Linked DNA regions of Homo sapiens: region 2 is linked to region 1. Evidence: chromatin loops called from intact Hi-C (ENCODE). Cell type or tissue: B cell. All regions are shown on one strand. Region 1 overlaps USP10 (ubiquitin specific peptidase 10). Region 2 has its middle 4.4 kb from the start of COTL1.

The links. Peaks named below come from ENCODE experiments on the same cell type or tissue, not always from the same donor. Only the 100,000 strongest peaks of a DNase experiment are listed, where the experiment ranks them.
Region 2: it touches region 1 in a loop (9-fold over the local background); 90 of 110 quality-filtered maps call a loop at or near these places.

What each region holds. Positions count from the first base shown.
Region 1 is chr16:84,737,265-84,739,764 of GRCh38, reverse strand. The region is part of intron 2 of USP10 (ubiquitin specific peptidase 10); the gene reads right to left. Among named protein-coding and RNA genes, the nearest start is that of USP10, 39 kb to the right of the region's middle. RefSeq lists a silencer at 1-62 and enhancers at 1,024-1,073, 2,403-2,500. In B cell, CTCF peaks have their summits at 917 and 1,116 (motif pointing right); DNase peaks (open chromatin) are centred at 1,134 and 2,066; H3K27ac peaks cover 412 bases.
Region 2 is chr16:84,621,208-84,623,707 of GRCh38, reverse strand. No RefSeq gene overlaps it. Among named protein-coding and RNA genes, the nearest start is that of COTL1, 4.4 kb to the right of the region's middle. In B cell, CTCF peaks have their summits at 805, 1,107 and 1,311; DNase peaks (open chromatin) are centred at 737 and 1,397.

The DNA of each region.
Region 1 (2,500 bases):
ACAGCTAGAAGTCACATTCCTTGTTTGGCAGACAGAAAGCAGAATGGGAACTGTCTGACTTCTTTGTAAAAAGCTGAAAGGTTATCTCAAAAATAACTTAAATTTTTCTTCTTCCTAGCTATTCCATAACATTTATTTAAGAGTTGGAAATGCTTCCAATGGACACATTGGGTGTAAGAAAGTTTAGGAAGGGGCAGGGCATGGTGGCTCATGCCTGTAATCCCAGCAATGAGGGAGGCTGAGGTGGGTGAATCACTTGAGGTCAGGAGTTCTAGACCAGTCTGGCCAACATGGTGAAACCCCATCTCTACTAAAAATACAAAAAATCAGCTGGGCGTGGTGGCAGGCACCTGTAATCCCAGCTACTTGGGAGGCTAAGGCAGGAGAATCGTTTGAACCTGGGGGATGGAGGTTGCAGTGAGCCGAGATCGCGCCACTGCACTCCAGCCTGGGCAATAGAGCAAGACTTTGTCTCAAAAACCAAAACAAAACAAAACAAAAAAAAAACAAACCCTGTCTCTACTAAAAAATACAAAAAATTAGCCGGGCATGGTGGTGGGTGCCTGTAGTCCCAGCTACTCAGGAGGCTGAGGCAGGAGAATGGCGTGAACCCGGGAGGCGGAGCTTGCAGTGAGCCGAGATAGTGCCACTGCACTCCAGCCTGGGCAACAGCACAAGACTCTGTCTCAAAAAAAAAAAAAAGGTTTAGGAAGAAAAGGGGTAAGGTAAGCAGAGAGATAAACTGCTACCTGAGGGCAGAACAAAAGAACAAAAAGACATTCTGGTGCAGCACTTCCCAAAGTCTGTTCACTGCAGTACAAAGGCCAGTGCAGGAACGGCCCTAGGGCCGCAAAGTTCAGAGGCTCCTAGGTAAGTCTCATGCCCAATACTGTATGAGAGCTGCTGCTTGATTGGCTTCCTCAGCTGAGTTCTCCAATGAGATCTCAGCACACCAATTCAATAATCACAGCAATAAAAGCTTCTCTCTGCTAGTAACGCAGTAAGTTCTCTTCCCAGAGAATTATGACAAACAGGAAAACACAGGGCAATTCAAAAGAAGCCAACACCTTCAGGAGTTGACAGCTGCACTTATCTCCACCACCAGGGGGCAACCTAGTACGCATCACGTTGACACCCAGAAGAAAGCATTCTGTATGCTGAGATGGGCTACACTAGCCTTGGCACCCGCAAGGCAAAGACCATTCCACACACCAGCATTGATGCTGGCAGGCACCTGGAGCAGAGAGGTGGGTCTATAAGGGCAGTGGACACAGCGGCCATGTGTGTCTCAGGAAGCCTCCATCTCGTTCAAAACCCTCTGTGGTCAAAGAAGACAGTTTAGAAACTGATACATAGAATGCCCTCTTTTTCTGTTAATGACACTAGGATGCCCCCTGGTGACAGAAAGCTGTGTTATTTTGAGGCATGAAAAGTGTTTTGAATCACTCTATTTTTACACAAAATTTATTGTAACATCAAGAAATCATCTTTTTCTGAGTCAAAACAGTTTCATCACTATTATATCAATGTTCTCTTCACACTTCCCAGTATTCTGTTCTGCTCGGGGAAGAGAGAATGCTGAAGGAAACCTCCAGACCCGAGAGACTGCAGCAGGCTGGGAAGACGCACAATTCAGAGAAGGGACCTCTTCACCCATCCACTTCACAAGGCAGAGAGCTGTTAGAACCCTGCTCACCATCTTCCGGCTGTCCCCTTCCTCAACATTCAACCACGGGGTGTGAACACTCACTCAACTCCCAGCCACTCCCACAACATGCAGAAGAAAACCCCAGCAATCGGGAAAAATACACAGATGACGCTGAGGACAAGCCAAGTGGAGAGGCGGGGCCGGTAATGCCAGGTGGCGCTGACTGAGGGTGGAGAGGCTGGAAAGGCTGGACCAGTGACACCAGGTGGCACTGACTGGGCACTCAGGGTGTGCCAGGCACACATCCTGCTCCTCAACAACTCTGGGGAGGAGGTCCTGTTACTGTGGCCCTCTGACAGATGAGGAAGCCAGGCGACACTGCCAGCTTCAGATGAGGAAGCCAGGTGACAGTGCCAGCAGGTGACACTGCCAGTAAGAGGCACAGCAGGGATCTGGTGAGACGACCACCAGCAAACTCCCAGATGACACTGCCACCTTCAGTAAGCATGCTCAACACACTTACTTTGATTTGCTAAGCTGATAAAAGAGCGCACCTGCAGGAATGCCAGATGGGTTGTGGCACTGTGGAAATGTGTGTGTTTTATTCCACAGGCACACAGCACCTTTCATTCAGCAAACCTCCCTCACACATCAGATGCACTTAGTCTGTGGTAACTGGGTATCTAAATACACAACAGAATAAAAGTGCCAGGATGGTTCGAAGTTCACTCATTAACTATATAACTATTTGTAAGAATACAAAGTTCAAAAATCAAAGCAAAGACATAAAATTCCCTAGACAAATGCAAAGTGAGCAAGGGAAAAAACTGTCATCTATTAATAGTTATGCTA
Region 2 (2,500 bases), 120 kb after region 1:
GTGATTAGTGAGTACTACGGAAAACAAAAAATGGTTATGGGATAGTGGCTGGAGGAGGGTTACAGAGGGGGACTTTTAAACTTTGGGATGCTGGGGAAAGCCCCTCTGAGGGAGGGGGTAACATTTGAGGTCAGAATGAGAAGTTAGCCATTCAGATTTTGGGATGGGGTGTGCCAAGCAGAGGGGTAGAATTTGCTTGAAGATGAAACTGATACACAAAGGAGGGCAAAGTAGAGACATGCAGAGCTACAGAGCCAGGAGTAAACCATGCCTGAATTCCACCTTCATCTGGACTCTTGTCAGCAGGTCTTTACTTTTTTTTTTTCCATTGTTCAAGCCCATTTGAATTGAGTTTTCTGTTGCTGACAACCAACAGTGTCCACAGTGAAGTAAATGCTTGTCACCCATAATAGACTTTAAGCCCTGAGAGGACTGGGAGATATTAGTCTAGTTCACATTTGCACACAAATAGCTCTTGTGTGCATTTTTATCACCAAAATGTAGGAATAAGAGATTTCTCAGAGACATCCAGATTTTTTGCTTTGCTGAAACAACCAGAAGCTTGGCATTGTGCATAGCAACTATGGCAGAGCTGAGAACCAGTGACTCTCTTTGGATGAGGAAGCTGCTCTGAGCATGAAACTTTCACCTGGAGGAAGACAGAACAGAGAGGATCACCTTTTCCAGAACAAATTTTCTTACATGGTCTGTGCTTGGTTCATTTACATTCCATGCCTGCCCCCTACAGGCAAGTAAGTTTGTGACCCCGCCTTGGACACGAAATAGGCTCAGTGCCAGGAAAGAATGAATGAATGGATGGATTAATTTATAGCAATTCCCAATTCCTTTTTTTTTTTTTTTTTGAGACAGAGTCTTGCTCTGTCGCCCAGGCTGGAGTGCAGTGGCCTGATCATAGCTCACTGAAGCCTTGATCTTTTTTGGTTCAAGCAATTTTCCCACCTCAGCCTCTCGCGAGTTGGGATTACAGGCACCTGCCACCATTCCTGACTAGCTTTTATTTTTATTTTTATTTAGAGACAGGGCTTTGCCATGTTGACCAGCCTGGTCTCCAAATTTTCGGCTGAAGCAACCCTTCTGCTTCGGCCTTCCCAATTGTTGGGATTACTGCGCCTGGCCTACTTCCCCAGTTCTTAACACAGTGCATAGCACATAGTTAAGTGTCAAATACTTTGATTTCTCTTAAAGAAACATGAATTGAATTAGATTGTTTTATATCACATGGATTGCAATTTAAACAAATATTTACACAGAATATTTATTTCTGATATGAGGTTTATTTTTCTCCTTTAGCTGGGCAAATGGACAGCAAGGTGCTCAAAATCAGGGTTCTCTTTCAAACCAATCCCTTACACTTTCGGTCCAGTAGAGGGCGATCGCAACAATGACTAGAAAGAGAACAGCAATGAAAGGAGGACTGAAGTGGGGCTTCCCAGTTCCCTACACATTCATAGGATTCCTCCAGGAACGCTGAACCATGGAGACTGAGGATTGAATTCAGTATGGCAGCCACGTTTCTGGGTGGTAGTTTAGCATTCTGAACAGATAATACATTCACGTGGTCGAGAACTAAACTAAAACAAGAAGGTATGTAGTAACACCCACCACCCTCCTACCCCAATCCCTAACCCTTTTTGCCTGACTTTCTGCTTCACCTCCACCACAGGTACTGTTAGTTTTCTCTTGTGTTCTCTACCAGAAGTTTCAATGCCAATGCCAATATAAACAAATGCAGGCTGGGCGTGGTGGCTCACGCCTGTAATCCCAGCACTTTGAGAGGCCAAGGCGGGCGGATCACCTGAGATGAGGAGTTCGACACCAGCCTGACCAACGTGGTGAAACCCTGTCTCTATTAAAAATACAAAAATTAGCCGGGCGTGGTGACGTGCACTGTAGTCCCAGTTACTCAGGAGGCTGAAGCAGGAGAATCACTTGAACCCGCGAGGCAGAGATTGCAGTGAGCCGAGATCGCGCCACTGCACTCCAGCCTGAGTGACAGAGCGAGACTCCCTCTGAAAAAAACAAAACAAATACAATATTAACACCCACCCCATTTTACCCAAAAGGTAGTGTTGTTCTGAACACACTATTCAGTAGCTAGCTTTGCGTATTCATGATCTATCTTGTAGAATGTTCCATACCAGCATCTAGAGAGGGTCCTCATCCTTTCTTTCTTTTACAGCTTCATAGTCGTGCATGGTTCACCAGCGTTATTACCTATTCATCTAGCCCCTCACTGATGGGGACTCAGGTTAGCCCTCACCTTCTGCCTTAAAAGTAAAGCTCAATGAATAACCCTGGATATATTTTGCACACATACAAGTGTATCTATTATCTATAGCAGTGACTTTCAGCCCCAGTCGAACGTAAGCATCACTCAGGGGGCTTTACAAAAATCCCCATACGGGTGGCACACAACTCTAATCCCAGCACTTTGGAAGGCCAAGGCGGGCAGATCACTTGAGCTCAGGAGTTCCAGACC